2 separate regions of the Mus musculus genome follow, and region 1 is linked to region 2. The links are chromatin loops, found by intact Hi-C in ENCODE. Cell type or tissue: heart. All regions are shown on one strand. Each heading gives the region's core, and the rest is flanking DNA. Links, peaks and the distances in the headings are about the cores only.

What was found. A loop is a pair of places that touch in the nucleus more often than their neighbours do. Peaks named below come from ENCODE experiments on the same cell type or tissue, not always from the same donor. Only the 100,000 strongest peaks of a DNase experiment are listed, where the experiment ranks them.
Region 1: it touches region 2 in a loop (8-fold over the local background); 23 of 42 quality-filtered maps call a loop at or near these places.

What each region holds. Positions count from the first base shown.
Region 1 is chr7:89,083,484-89,091,824 of GRCm38, forward strand. No RefSeq gene overlaps it. Among named protein-coding and RNA genes, the nearest start is that of Tmem135, 250 kb to the right of the region's middle. In heart, for the core only: a CTCF peak has its summit at 3,064 (motif pointing right); a DNase peak (open chromatin) is centred at 3,038.
Region 2 is chr7:89,415,839-89,424,179 of GRCm38, forward strand. No RefSeq gene overlaps it. Among named protein-coding and RNA genes, the nearest start is that of AI314278, 6.3 kb to the right of the region's middle. In heart, for the core only: a CTCF peak has its summit at 3,351 (motif pointing left); a DNase peak (open chromatin) is centred at 2,003; H3K27ac peaks cover 1,889 bases.

The DNA.
Region 1 (8,341 bases), core at 37-8,036, 330 kb before region 2:
CTATATAGAATATGTATACTGCCCATTTGCCCCTAAAAGAAGTAGATGGTGGCTTAAGCTAAGGTAGTGTTATTTATATACTCAAAAACATACTCCAACACAAAGCAAAGTATGCATTGAATATTAGTGAAGGTGCGTCTGACAAGGTGCGTCTTTCTATGAGGGCTAGACAGATCAGGTCAGAAAGAATGGCCTACAACCAGGCAAGCAGAAAGCAGAAAAGTAAGGATGTACCTGGCCTAGAAATGTGACAGACTTACAAAGAAAACTTGGCTCTTCCTGCCCTGAGTCATTGGTGAGTATATATCAAAGGTGGAGCCTCAGTCTAGGCAGAAGAAGATCCTCTCACTCCCGAAAGGTCATCCTTAATGACACTGTCATATCCATGGCTCTGTCAGAGTACTTTTATTCTAGAACATTTGTATTTGCTTTCTAGATCTGCAGTTGGGTGGCTTGAACAACATATTTAATATTGTCTCATAATTTTGTAGGCTGAAGCTCCAAGACTCAGGTGTAAGCAGAGTTGGTTCTTCTGAAGGTAGTGATGGATTGGAAGGCCCCAGGCTCTCGCTTTGGCTACAGAAATACCTTCTGAGATGCTAGGAGTTAAGACTTCAACATATAAGTCAGGGTAGGAGCATATACTTCAACCCAAAAGGGTGTCTAACAACAATCCCTAACTCTGTTAGTTCATACGCACTTCTGCACACACCAGTGTGTGACTGAATCTCATTCTCCCTTCATGTGGCTCCATCAATTCTCTATGACAACATACTTAATATTTTCTCATAATTTTTGTAGGCTAAAGCTCCAAGACTCAGGTGTAAGCAGAGTTGGTTCTTCTGAAGGTAGTGATGGATTGGAAGGATTACAGTGGATCTTGCAAAACCTTGGAAATGAGACCCATCAAACTAACTGTGGTCGTGTAAAGATCATGAACTCTTGGAGGAAGCAGACCTGGTTTTAAATGTATCCAAACCTGTTATGTGTGTCTTAAACTCTTTCTGACCCAGTTCCACACATTTATGATAAAGATCTACCTATTGAGCCATATATTTTAAATGTTACTCCTTATTTCTATATTCATAAGCAAAGGCAAGAAATTACCAAGGAGCAAATTGTATTATTGTTGGGGAAAATAATTACTGTGTGACCTGAGTTTGCAATTAGAGAGCAAGGCCTCTGGCAAGAGTGTCTGAGTCATCCTGTAGCCTGCCAAAGTCAGGTGACTGCGGCAGCCTTCACAATATCTCAAGATATGGTCCCTAAGGGAAAGATGTGCACATTTTCCTAGGCTCTGTAAGATCCTTAGCATAAAACTCTAGAAATCATCCACTCTCAGAGATAATCAAGACTATACATAATGGTTGATCAATACTTTTAAAGTTTCTATTTACAAGCTCATATTTAAGGGAAAATAAATTGAAACAAATTTTTAGATTTAAAACACATTAAAATACTGTAAAATATTTTTTGATGCTTTTAGAGATTTAATATCAATTTTTAATTTATATTTTTGTAGGCTAATAAAAAAGCCTGTGGCTCATCTCCTGTCCACGCATGACAGTTTAGTGTGGCACTTTAAAAGTACTTAGAAAAGTACAAAACTCAAAAGGCTCAGAAAATATTCTCTCCCTAAGTACTTGCAATTGTTGTTAAAATATAAATATAAACATAAATATAAATAATAATATACATGTGTTTGTTAATTACAATGAATAACAAACGATTTTGCATTTTATCTCTTTCTTTGTGCCTTCGTTTGCATTTGAAATGATTACCTTTTGGGAAACACTTCTTAAAGGTACTATATAAAATTAAGAATTTTAAAACTATAAAATAAATACCCAAAAAAATTGCAGAAGAGGATGCTAGACAGAGAACAAGATCATATCTCTGGAGCACCTTTGTCCCAGAACCACTTTGGATGACAGTAAACTGTCTCCACTCTCAGGAGGCAGAAGACAGCTGCTTCCTACCTGTTCCAGCCACAGGAGAGCTTCAACCTGTCTGCTGGGAAGCTGAAGCTGGGAAATTTGCTTCAGAAGAAATCAACAGAAAAACCAGTAATCAAAACAGCTATGCTGAGAAGAAGAATACATTTGGAAACCTAGAATCAAAGAGAAAAGCCACTTGGGCTTTTCAAGAGGTCCCCAATCTCCATACCATGTAGGTCATAGGTGCATGAGACTATTCTTTTTGAACATTTCTGGATGGTGCCCCACCATGGAAAGAGACTAACACAAACGTCTAATCTCTTGGTAGATGCTCTGGGGAATCTCCCACCAGGCTTCTCTCTTTGTACCAGGTCCCAATTCCTTCCTAGTACAGCTAATATTTATTGTCAAGCTGAGTAGGTTAGGAAGGAACTATGAGATTAGGAAAGCACATGGCTAAGTGTTTCTGTGGAGACTTGTCATGAAGAGGATGGATAAAGTGGGAGAACACTGAAGTCACCATCCCTTAGGCTGGGGATGATGCAGATGGAATATTTTTTCAAGGGAGCAGGAGTAGTTCAAAAATACAAACACTCTCTCTCTCTCTCTCTCTCTCTCTCTCTCTCTCTCTCTCTGTGTGTGTGTGTGTGTGTGTGTGTGTGTGTGTGTGTGTGTGTGTGTGTGTGTTTCATATTGACTTCAAAGTGAGTAGCTTCTGCCATTTGTCATGCCAACATGATGTTCTTTCTCAACACAAGACTCAAAACTAATGGAATAAAAATAAACATTCCCTCCCTTCAGCTACTTTTGCAGGAAATGTCTTCTTCTTCCTCTTTCTTCATCTCCTTGTCCTCCTTCTCATCCTCATCCTTCTCCTACTTCTTGTTCAATATGTAATATAGTTGTATGAAGAGCATAACGAATTCCCCAGCCAACCAACAGCTAAGTGTATTGTTAGCAAATACATAATAGTTATGTTTTCCAAGTACTCACCATCCATCCTGAAAACTACCAAGGTCCAATGGCAGCCAGCAGCAGCACACACTCTGCTACAGATGTCAGCTGGTGACATCAGAGTCATAAAACCCTAAGGATGATCCATCTTGGGGTGGGTAGGATGGAACTGGATCTTCTACCACTAGGTGTCACTGTCCTACCCTAAATACCCTCAAATCCATCACTAGATTAAAAGGGATGGATTCTTTGTCCTTCATCTAGTTTGCATGCACCTATCTACTGTCCAAAGATATAATACTACATTTAAAGATATATGCTCCCTCACATCTCTTCTTTCTTTCCGGGTCTCTAGAAATTACCAGTGATGTCAAAAGTGAAGGGTACCCTTGTTGCCTGTAATTTCTGCAGCTACTTACAACTACAACAACATGCACCTTCTGTGGACCAAGATCTCTGCTGAAATCTTCAGACTCTTAGGATAAAGTGCTTTCCAAGTCCCCAAGGACCCACAAAAGCCATGTCAATATAATCCACTGAGAAAGTGTTTAATTGAGGGAACCTATCTGATGAATGGAGAAAAGCAGCCCTGTGGCCTGCCTTGAGTAGATAGGGAAGCTTTACAAAAAGAGGCAGAATTTGAACTTCATATCAAGTCAAAGGGCAAACTGCTGGCACATGGTATCCCAGAACAATGGGACACAATTAAGCCCTGCATTTGTAGCCAGTATAGTGGAACTTTGGCCTACCTTTCCAGGTTTGTTTCTTATTGCTTTTTCTGCTTGTGTCTCACCCTGGAAGAATGGGCCAGCACTCTTGTCAGAAGAGCTCACTGTCATTCATTTACTAGGGACTGTCACCATAAACATGCCTTACCGCATATTTACATCTCTAATGGTAGATGGAACATAATAATATGATCTCACAGACTATGTTATATGTTTAATGGTTGCGCCTGTTTAACCTTTAGACAACACTGGAAGTCTTCCATGACCATTCCCATATCTTAGCTAGAAAACCATTATCCCACACACTCTATAACTCAGTCATAATAGCTTTTATTATTGGCTTAGCGGGTAATGTCTTATGTGCCTCTGTACTGTGCGACAGCCTCTGAAGAGCAGGTACAAGGTTTCTCATCTGTTAGCGCGCCAGCTCCAGAAGAAAGTTGAACGCATACTAGATGCATAACTAGATACTTAGACAACATTCTTAAGCCCAGAGTCCAAACGTTAGTCATCTTTATGTGACTAATCCCTTGACTATCATGACATGGAAAAACACTTCAACACATACTTGTTGAATAAATCCATAGAAAGATAGCGGCATAAAATTTCTTGGTTGGATTAATGCACAAGTTTTACCATAATTATATATTTATTTTTCTCATTCTGAGTTGTTAGTTGAAAAGACTACTCACTTTCTACATTTACTCTTTTGAACACCCAGCTACTGGCAAACAGTGAAACACTCATTGCACTTAATTACACCCCCTTACCAAGTTTACCAACACAGCACTACTCTTTTTCAAAAGAGGTATTAAGATAATTCAAAAGGCATTTAGTATCTACTCCATATGAGTCATTATTACATTACCATCAGCAGTATAACAGTAAAGTAAACAATTCCAGTCTTTGCCTTTTAAAACATACATTCTAGAGAACATGGGTAGAAGATTAACAAAAAATCTCCTCCATCTTTCCAACAGACAACTAAGTGCATTGATGCACAAAAGGCCCAATAGCTAAGTTTTCAAGCTTTTACCACCTATCCTGAAGACCAGCATAATGCTGGTAAGTACAGGAATGGAGTGTGTGTCAAGGGAAAAACAAGAATGCCAGAGCCTCATCTAGTCTTGAGGGATGCAGGGAGATAAAACTATAATCCAGGACGAAATAAGTAGGCATTAGAAAGGCTTAGAGAAGAGGAAAATAAGAAGCTTTAAGCAGCTAGAACTGTGGCCCCACCCCCCATGGTCCCACAGCAGCTGTGGTTGTTTGTGTAAGAGCTGCACAAGATCAAGACAGTGAACATTCTAGCATGAACACAAGAGGAGCTTGTGCACCCCCACTCCCAGCTAGTGAGCTACTGACAGTTGATGGTTTCTGAAGCAAGAAGTGTAGTTTTCTTTAAGGGTGGGAACCCTGATAAGATGACCACATTTTGCTCCAGGGGTAGCCCCATCCCTGGGAGTATGTGGCCAGAACAAAAAGGATTCAGTGGGGTATTAAAAAATCAGTAGGGATGGGTAAGAAGGTAAGAAGGTGGAGATGGCTTAAACTTTGGAGGAGTTGGGGGGATTTATGAGAATTAATATGCTTAGCATATATCATGCATATGTGTTTAATTTTCAAAGAATTAATACAAGTATTTTAAGAAGTTAAACAGGCAGAATATGGTGACACATGCCTATCACCCAGGGGTTCACCTGTATTTCAGCCCTTTCAAGGCTGAGGCAAGAGGATCACAAATTCAAGAAGAGGAGAAGAAGAGAAGAAGGGGAGAGAAAAGAAAAAACAGAGAAAAATCACCCAGAGGCACTAAGCTGAGTGAATTCCTTTTCTACGGCCATCCTGCAACTTGAACTGAATAAAAATGTCCTAACTGAAAAGTTGATAGGGGATTTCATGGAGAGGAAACCTCACAGTTTGCATTGAAGTCATGGACCTGCCTCTAGACTTGAAAGTGGTGGCTTCAGCAACTGATTTATTCATAAAATATATACTGATAAGAATCACACACACACACACACACACACACACACACACACACACACATACATTTTATCTCTGCTCTTTGGAGACAGGCAGGTGGGCCTGTGGGAGTTCAAGCCCAGCCTGACCTACATGGTGAGTTTCAAGACAGGGAGAGCTACATAGTGAGATCCTATCAGAGACAGGGTAGCTATTAATTTCTCTGTAGAATTTTATTTGCAGAGTTGGTGAATCCTCCAGGTAAAGATGAACACTTTGTAAATTGCAAAGTGCAGGGCTAATGGCATTATCTGTTTCACAGGTTTGTGAGCTCCATCAGTCCCATTAGCTCCATTACAATTTTTTACATCCTTCTGAGCATTCTCTACAGTCTTCCTTCTAAATATTTGGGAGGGGTGGAGGATATAATCCCTAGGAATGCTTTGTATTCTTCAGATTCTTTGAGGCAGCCAGTGTGACCCCAGATCCTGACTATTCCACAGAGGATCCATTACATTGAATCAGTGTCCACAATGCCTCAGCCTGTATGGAACAGAACCAACTGCTCCTAGAGTCTGGACAGAAACAGTGCTTTCCATGTTAGGCTTAGCTATCAAGAAGGGTCGTTACAGAACAAATGCATACGTTAAAAGCATACTAATCAGTAGTGACCTAAGGCCTGCCTTCTGGGATTCATTCAAGCCTTCAGGGAGGTCCAGAGAGGAAAGCCCCTAACCTAAACATTGTCTCCTTGCATCCAGCACTAGATCTAGTATCTAAGCCTGCCTTGGAAGCTCCTTGCCACTTCTCCTGGGGCAGTCATTTTCTATTGTAGTACTCTCTAGTACACTCCTGCACATTAGGCCATATCTGGGGATATTTTTGATTGTCTCAGCTGGAAGTGTGCTACTGGTATCTAATTGCTAGCAGCCAGGATTCAGTGTATAAAAAAGCTCCTGCACTGAATCAATGCCAAATGAAAATGTCAATAGCACTGGTATTCTGACACCCAAGATGACCTCTTTATTAGGCATCTTAGTTTTGCTTTTTGTTTTCATTTTTGTTTTTCTCGTTTCTGATTTGGAGTCTGTTGAATCTATTCTTGTGAATCAGCCAAGTATGCTGTATTACGTGTAAATTCCACCAGGGATAGAACTCATCTAAAGACCAATCCTTGGCCCTTATATAATTCAGCAGATTTAAAAAAAAAGTTACATTGGCTTTCTCCTAATTCTCTTACATGGCATGGCATATCTAAGCCCTCACTTTAGCCCATTTACTTCATTACATCAAAGATAAATGGTTGTAGTTTCTTTCACTGAACAAATATTTGGTCAATATTTAGTATAGAGTTGCCAAGGTGCTGCCTAAATATACAGTTGATTGACAGTGTCCCTGTTTTTACAGAGCTTAGAGTATGGAAGAAGAATAAATAGTAAATCAACAAATGCCTATAATTACAGATGTTAATACATGCCCTGGAGGAAAAACATAGTGTACCCTGAGAGAAAAAAGTAGAAAGAGGACATTCAGGAGCAAAAAGCAAAGATTAACCATCTGAAGAAAGTATATCCAGACTGATGTCTGTCAAAACCTAGGTATCAGTACAGCAAAGAAAGAAATTGAGAAAGGTTGTGTGCCATCATTCTTGTGTGGAAAAAAGAGAGAGAAATTGGCATCCAGCTGCAGAACCGGAAGGATGCGTGACTACACACAATGTGATGCCGTTGGTGTTTTTAAAGAACTCGCTGCTTCTGTGTGGGTGGCAAGTTGGAGAGCCACTGAAGTGAGAGATGCTTGGGAAGTCACATGACAGGGTCCAGGAACACAGTGGCAGTGGGGAAAGTTGTACAAGGTAAGAGTAGAGATAGAGCCAAAAGCAATGAGACTTTCTGCTGTCTGAAGGTCCAGTACATAGTCAGTGATTGGCAGCTGCTGAGGCACTTTGGGAAAATCACCAACAGTCTGTATAACTTCTCAGAATAGGAGATTATCAAAAAAGCAATCAATACTCAACTTTCCTGCTCAGCATTCCTATTGGGGAGAAAATATACACATTGTGGGTGGGGATCCACCAGCAATTGTAGTTGGGATCTTCTACTGTTTCATCAACTGGTAGAAGTATTGACTGATATTTATTTGTTTATATGTTTATTTATTTATTTACTTACTTACTTATAACCAAAGATGTACAGAGTAGGAATAAGAAATGACTTTTTTCTGAAGCTTAAATGTCCTGTTTTCTAAACCCATTCTTCGCTGTCTCAGATTAGCACCATTTCTTCTTGAAATCAGGCTGACCAACAGCAGGCCATGCCAAAGTCTTAAGATCATTTCTTAAACAAACATTATCCTTGGGCCTGGGAAAGTATTTTCAGAGAGTTAGTTAAATCCATACCCACCAAAGCCCCCCCCCCTTTTTTTGAAGATGCTGAGAACATGAGAGCAGTGTTAGGGATGGGTTTGGTCTCCTGGGGTGGGCATTAAATCCAATGAGATACTGGTTACTCCTACAATTTTATGCCACTATTGCACTAGAACAGGTGCAATTAGTAGGTAGGTCATCATTATAGATCAAAGAGTTTATAGCTGGGCTGGTGTTTACCTTTCTCCTTTGGTCATATGCAGAGTTTCTTCCTGTACCATGACCTCTACTCCATAGAGATGAGGGGACTAGGTAGGCACCAGTTCACTTCTTCAGGTTCAATGAGTTGGATAGGTATTGTCTTCAGCAATAAGTCCTTACCATTAGGGGAC
Region 2 (8,341 bases), core at 21-8,020:
AGTTTCTTTAGTTCCCTGTATAGATCTCTGCTAGATGGGAAGTGGAAGTGGGGGGGGGGGGGAGGGGGCAGAGGAACAGCAGAAAAGGCTGTGTTTGCCTCTGGTGTTTACTAATCCTGACAGATTAAGTTTCTCTCTCCAAAGGCTAGCTTTCTGGAACCATTTCTGTTCCTCACCCTACCAAGGTTGCAGTTTCTCTGGACAACCAGGTTAAGGCAGGCCAAGGAACAGTTGAGCGCTTGTGTGAGATTCTGACTCCCTCACATCCAGCCCTGTTTTCACCCAAGAATGTACTTAATCTTGTGGCCAGGCTACTTTCCTAATGAGAGATTAAAAGATTGGGTAGCTGAATTTCCTGAAAGGCCCGAGGATTGCATCATTCCATTTGCTGGGCTGTAAGTGGCCAGGGTAAGAGCCATGTGATGGAGTGATAAGTCACAGAGGAAAACTGGACCTAGTTAACTGAGATTTCCCCCTCACCTCCTTGCCTGTGCGTTTATAGCTGTATGCCTGTATGCATGTATGTGCGGATGGGTGGGTTTCCCCCCTTGTCTGAAGTGCCTATTCTGTCTTTTCAACTAGCTTATGTGTGTTCTGTCTTCGGGATGAAACTCCTGTCTTTTCTGTCTTGGGAAGATGTCCTTGGTCTTCTGGCTTGCCACTTCCTCTGTTCCTTCTCACTTCATCAGTCTTGGTCTTTGTTTTGAACTCTGGAGCTTTCCTGTGCCATCCGGAATGGTCTGCATCCATTCACTCACTAGATTAGGCCCCCTGCAGCCTCTGAGCACCCAACAGTGTTTCTCTACATACTTCTGCAGCCTAGAGTTGCACCTGTCTGAGAACACAGGTTTCTAGTATGCTTATAGAGGAAGAAAGAGGCAAAAAGGGAGCAAAATGAGAAAAGGAGAGGGGAGGAGCAAGTAAGAAAGGCAGGGGCTTGGGAACTTGAGTGACATGAGGTTCACAAAAGAAAATCACGGGTAACAAGAGCCACCAGGATGACAGGACTCTCTCGGGAGATGCTAGCACACTAGCCTTCAAGAACATTCTCTAGCCTCAAAATGGGTTACAGGATAAAGACCTACCACACAGTGTTACTAACTCTAGGTTTCTGTTCCTTGCCATTTCTTCTTTGCCCTAACAAATATTTGCAGAGTGTCTGATGCATATTCAACACGGGAGTAGGCCAGAAATGGAGAAGGGAGGTGATTCAAAACCAAACCAAACCATGAGAGATAAACTCTAACTTTGAGTCCCCAAGCGCAGTTGAATGAACAGAAAAGAAACTTAGCTTATGTTAGTAGGCTTTAAACCTGGAAAAAATCACTGCTTTGGAATGCTGAGTGAGTGCCCACCATGGGCCAGCCACTGTCCTGGCAAGGTGCTGTGAGGAACATATATCTTCCTTGACCCCACCCTCAAATTGGTGCAAGGAGTTTACTGTACCCATGATGTTATTTCTTCTTGACACCAGCCTCCAAACTGCTTCAGCTTAGATAAGAGAATGGCTTTTGGGTATTCAGCAGCATGTAACCCTTTCTTGGCCGCTCTTATCTCGCCATTCAATTTTTTTTCTCACACAACTTTGAAGAGAGAAGGGAAAGGGAAGGGTGAGTGTAACAGACATGGTGACCCTTAGAAGCCTGGCTCTGTTCCTCTTAATGACCCTCTAAATTGTGCATGTAAAGCATGAAAGCTAAAAACTAACCCGCCTCGATGTGCCATCAGAGACGTTGAATAATTAGATTCTGATAAGTACCTCCAGTTGGACATCTTTTCCAAATACATGTTGATTTATAACGTCTGTGCCTGGTAGGGAATTTCTATAGGTGACTCTGCCTGGTATCTTTGGAAGTTGCTTCTGTCAATACTGTCATGCCACAATTCTAGAACCCCAGTTAGATTGTTCTACAGATGTTTAAGGGGTACACGCCCATCTGCCTGCCTTCACCCAAGCTAAAATGATAAATGTGTGAATAAACTTGACCCTGTGTTGCCTGGAGGGAGGTACCGGGCACCAAGTCTTTTCAGCATAACTGGAGTCTGAGATTCTCAGAGTGGGAGGGAAGGGCAAATGAGGCCAAGTTGTGAAAGGGCCTGGAGGTTGGCTTTGGGGAGTCAGTGGAAAGCAAGCAAAGTCTATGTTGGTGGCCTTCTGGGCTTTGCTGTTGCTGCTGTGTAGACTGTGGGCTGGAAAACAGTCAAGGCAGAGCTTGGATTAAAAAAACTGTGAAGGCAGAAAGGTAGGTGCTGAGGGACACAGAGGGCAGTGATCAGCAGTTTTCACATAAGATGCAATCTTGTCCTTTGCAACCCTGTCCAGTGAACTAAGACTTTACTTCTAAAATGTACTCCTCTGTCTCATTAGATACGGTACACTCAAAATGGCCAACTAGAGATTAATAGCATGCAAGGTCACAGGGGTCGAATCACTGACTCACAGTGTATGGGGGCATGAGTTTCGCTGCGCTATGAGACTCCCCTGTGCGGCCGAGGGTCTGTGGCACACCATGTTGGTAGAAGGCACAGATTCCTTAGGGTAGAAGAAAATGTTTATTCATTTATGGAGTGCTCAGGGACCCACCAGCAACTCAGGACTCGGGAGTTTCCTGCCAGACTTATTTCCTGGAATAGTTGACACAATTTCCTATTAAAGCCTTCATTTAATGCAGCCTTAGTCCCAGTCATCGCCTATCTTGATTTTCTTGCTTAACAGTTTCTTCACCAGCTGCTGCTATCAGTAAAAGCTGGGGTGCTTGACAGATCCTCTGAAATATTTATCCCTCTTTCCCTTCCTTTGAAATCAGAATTCTGGATTCCATTTTCCATAATGAATGAGAGTCCCATTTTCTAGGCTCTCTTGTTTTTGTAAGCCCCCCGTCCCCCAACAGCAGATCTTCCTTTTGGGTTTACATCAGCATTTAGCTAACTTCCTGAACACTTCACTCATTTCCTGAGCCTATTCCAAGGAAGGGAAAACATCCTACTTCAGAAATAAATGCAAATAATCGCAGAGATTATTTCTATTAAATAAATAGTGTAAATGCAATGGAATTTCCTGCAAAATGTCAATTTACCATGGATATTTCAACAAAAAGCTATCGGCCACAGCCTCCCTAGTAGGTCTCATTGTATTTGTGGGTAGTCGGAGGAATTAGAACCAGTTTGTCAGTCAAAGATGTTTCTGAAGAGGTAGGTTACACACAGCTGCAATGTTTCCTCTTGTGGAATTGAAAAAACAAAAAAACTAAGAAACCCGAACACTGGAAAATTGTTATCATTAGGTCAGTAATTATGAAGTGCTTTTGTTTTTGTTTTGTTTTAAAATAGGAGTCTTCTGACACCTACTGGTTATGCAAGGTAGAACAATTTTAGGGCAGAAACAGGCATTTTGTTTGTTTGCTTATGACTTTTCTTGGAAGAAAACCCACTCCTTGAGAGCACTTCTGAGTACCCCTAAGGCCCAAGAATGCAGAAGGAAGGTGAGAGCAAACATTTTCCTAATGCATTTCCTGTCATGCAAAATGATGCTTCCTCCTCAGAGCCAGACTGGCTGTAGGTTAAGAGTGGATGAGAACTGTGAAGCTCTTAGGAGATGCTGTGAGAGAGAGAACAGTCTGAGAAGGCCTCTTCCTGCTCAGATGTCTGCTAGTGGAAGGGAGGAGTCCCTCACTACTGGAGACAGCTCATGGGCATCTTCAAGACACATTTAAGGCCTGAGCAGCACCTGCCATTTTGAACTGCTTTACATGGGAAGTGTCTGATGTTTTGAGAAAATGGATGATTGGGATCTCAAAGGATCTCATGCATTCACCTACAGTCCTCCCACACCTGATAGAGGACTATCCAGGGCAGGTAGCTATCTGATGACCTCCTGTGCCGTGGCCATGAAAGGATCTACGATGCATCACAAGAGGTAACATTCTTTGGTTTTTCGAGACAGGGTTTCTTTGTATCACCCTGGCTGTCCTGGAACTTACTTTGTAGACCAAGCTGGCCTCGAACTCAGAAATCGGCCTGCCTCTGCCTCCCAAGTTATGGGATTAAAGTTGTGTGCCATCGTGCCCAGCAAGAGGTAACATTCTTCCTAAAAGTTCAACGTCGTGGTGTGATGTGCACAGTCTGAAGTCTGGCTGTTCGTCTGTCTCCCAGATTTCCCATGCCTTCTTCCTGTGACCCAACCAGCTCCAACTCCTCTCAGCTCTGCACACACAAACACACACACACACACGCACACACGCACACACAGTTTCACTTTTTTCAGCTGTATGGACTTATCATTTATTATCATTCAGAAGACCTCCATCCCTTCATATCTTTTCGATTCGTTCTTCAGGTTTCTGTGTTCTGTCCTAGGAACCTTTCCAAGGTCAGAGAACATTGATGACGCCCACCTTTGCATTGCCTCCCAGAGTCCGTCCAATTACTTTATACTGTTTCTGTGTGTTTGCCTCCTAGGTTGTTCCCATAGACAAGAACCTTCCATCGGCTGACACTCTGGCTTGTCTGAAAGCTCCATAAATTTTCACTGATGCCCAAGCAGCAGCTATTTGTAGCAGGAGATTGTTCCACTTGGTACAATGTTTAAGTAGAAACAAACTATTGCGGGGTGACAACTTCCGATGATAGGGTGGGAAGTCTGATATCTAGGTCTTCTGAAACATTTATAACAATTTATTATCCCAAATGACCTCAGCCTTCACCCCCTGAGGACTAAGCTCTAAGTTTCTATCTAGTTTTAATATGGCCATTCTATAGGTATAGAACTCACCATCAAACACAGGTTCATAAAGATCTGGAGTCATTTCAAGACTTCTTGAATTGCTTACAAAGCTTTCCCATGCACGTGGCCATTATTTCTGGTGAGATGTCTATATCTTTCATAAACAAGATCTGTGATGTTGGAAGACTAAATACCAGTGGTAAAGCACCTGAAGTAGACACCTACACTTGATCTTCAGTGGATCTTTGGGAGTTATCCTCCTCTTTCACGCTGCAAGAGGGAGGCTCAGAGTCTAGCAAATTTCATTCCACTGTCCTTTGTTAGAGCATACCTTCAGGTCTCCATGTATGCTTTTTAAAAAGATTTTTATTTTAAGAGGATTTTTGCCGTGAGTTATTTGTTCTGCAGTACTCATCCTCAGGTTCTCAGTGTAAAGATAAGGGTGTGGTCTGAACTTTTTAAAAAACATTTATTTTTACTTTATATTGTATGGGTGTTTTGCCTCTGTGTGTGTGTGTGTGTGTGTGTGTGTGTGTGTGTGTGTGGTGCATGTAGTGCCTGCAGAGGCCAGAAGAGGGCGTCAGATCTCCTAACTGCAGTTAAGGGTGGTTGTTAGTCACCACATTAGTACTGAGACTCCAACTTGGGTCCTCTGAAAAAGCAGCCAGTGCTCTTGACCACACAGATTTTGTCAGTTACCCCTTTACTGGAAATATTAGTATTGCCTAATAAAACAATGGGAGTATGCTTGGAAAGTCACATACAGAGCCCACAAGTCCCACTCAGGCGACACACACTGGATATCGGAAAAACTGCATGCAAAACTGGTCACTGAAGTAGCCTGCCACTGTAGTCAAGGCCTACGCACTGCTTGGATGTGTCTCCTCTTTGGCAGTAGGTACCATTTACTAAGTCACTGTAACTGGCAGATTTAGCTTCATGGATGAATGACTTGGGCAGTCATTCAGGGTGTCACTTACTAAGCTGTCTTGCCAGCCCAGAGACTCGTACTTTCATTTTATACCTGGTCTTGCAAATTATGTTGCTGATGGGTAAAGTGCATAATCTAGAAGCATGGCTGCGTATACCTGAAGCAGTACCATGTAGTAGAAGGTGCATGAGTTTAGACATCGACATTTGGGGGTTCGAATACTGGCTCTGCCACTTAATAGCTGCATGAACTTGAATAGGTTGAACTCTCTAAGCCTTGCTGTTCTTATTGGATATGGTGGTCTGGTTACTATGTTATCTAACTTTTATGGCTGCAATGGCAATTGAACAGTATTTGATACAGTAATTGCTTATGGATGAGAAGAACAAAAGGAATTTTAAAACAAGCAATCAACGAGGAACAAAATACATTAGTGCAAGAAGCAATTCAAATGAGAACAAACAAGTCAAATATGTCAGCTTTTAAGGCTGGAGGACTCCTAAAAATAAACTAGCCAGAGAGGTTTCTGTGTTTTACAGAGTATCTTCACTCTTGCTTGCTAACAACACTGACACCTGAGTTTGGTCCCTGGGATCCACAGAGTAGGTGGAGAAAACTGACTCCTACAAGTTGTCCTGATTGCCACATGTGCTCTCTGGCATGCATGTACACACATGTGCATGCACACCTGCCTACATACTCAGACACACAACAAAGAAATGAAATAACAATTTTAAATGATATTGTTTTCCCTTGAATTCACCCGTTTGTTCTATTCCATTTTGAAAGCCCCCGAGGTCACACACTGTATTTATTTTAAGATCTGTCGCAAAGGAGTTGTTTTGTTCGTTCGTTGGTTATTAGTTAGCTAGTTAGTTAGTCAGACAGTGTACTTTAAGAAGTTACAAAGTAGTTGTTGTTTTCTTATTAATTAATTGGTTGGTTGGTTGGTTGGTTGGTTAGTTGGAATAGGGTCTCACTATGTAGCTCAGGCTAGTTTGAGTAAACTAAGTCCAGGGAGATGGCTTGACAGGCAAAGTGCTTAATATAGAAGCCTGAGGACCTGTATTCAAATCCCTAGAACCCACGTAAAAGTCGTCTCCCTGCCCCCCATGGCAGGAGAGGAGATGGTTATGTGCTGTAATCCTGGCAGGGAGACAAAGACACATGGGATCCCTAAGACTTACAAGTAAGACCATTCAGAAGAGATGGCGAACTACAGGTTCATGGAGAGATCTTGTCTCAAAAAATAAGGTGGAGAAAGACACTTGGGTTGACCTCTGGCTTCTAAGCACACATGCATGGCTGAGCTCACCACTGTGCAAGAAATAAACTAGCTCATTATTTTATGGTTAAGAAAACTGAAGCCTGGAGAATTGACGCGACTTAATCGAGCTTGCAAAGCTTGCCCTCCGCAAAGGCAACACAGAGTTCCTTCGGGGGTTCTGTTTGTTTATATTTTGAAAGGATTAATCATTGCTGAGGGCCCCATGCGGACCCATCCCTGGGAGCTATTAAACACGTCTATATTGCTCTCAGAATTGCAATGATGAGATTACCTGTGAAGTTTTCAAGCCTTTTTTATAGATGGATATTTATTGGGTTTTTGTTTTGTTGTTGTTGTTGTTGTTGTCGTCAGTTGTTTGTTTGTTTGTTGTTTTGGAGTACTAAAACAGAAAGGAGGAAGGACCACTGAACTAGAAGATATTTTTGACTCTCAAAGAACTTCTAGAGAACCAAAAGCAACCCATCAGATCACCTGTGCAATCCCAGGGCGGTTTCCACTGTTGCTTCTTGCTCCAGCTCTGACATTATCTGCTGATGCTGCTGGGTTGCATGTGATTGATTACCCAACACTATCTCCGGGACCTGGGAGTGACCTTCGGCACGCATTTGTAAGGAACCAGCTTGGAAAGAAAAACAAAACTGCAAGCACCCTCTAGCAGGCCTGAGATAAGGGGCCTGGGAGTCTTTTTTCATTACCCTGACAAAACAACCTAAACAATAAAAAATCCATAAGAAAATACCCTGCTTCCAAGACCTTAAAGGCCACTCGGTCACATGATTTTTATTCCCTATGTGAGACAGACAAATGTTTTTGTGAGTAAAGCAAAAAAAAAAAAAAAAAAAAAAAAAAAAAAAGGAGAGAAGACAGGGAAAGGTTAATACACGGAAAGGGAAGGGGAGGAATGAAGGGTGAAGTGGAATACAGGATCAAAATAATTAAGGGGAAAAAATCCAAAGACACATAGAGAAAGACTGAGGTGACACAGGAGTGAAAAGCGGGCTAATGTTTACCTGACTCGGCCCAGGGACAAATGAAATTGTCAGAGTGCACAGTCCAGGTCACCTCACTAATTAGCACGAGCCTTGTCCTCCGAGAATGCAGAAGGGGAGAGTGTTGGCTCTGCTGGTCATTTGCCACTTGAACATGAACACATTGTTTTAAGTCTCAGGCCTCAGTTTTCTCATCCAGAAGTGGGGGGAATGAGTGAACTGGGACATGTGAAAGTAATTTGAAGAATAGAGTGTGACATAAGCAAACAGTCTCAAATTTACACTCAGGCTGGGTCTATGCCACTTAAATCAAAACAGGCTTGGACACGCCAGCTCTCCTTGCAGTGGGCGTGGGGGGCTCGCTCTCTCTTTTTTTTAAACCTTGTGTTTTAAAAATAAATAAAAACATT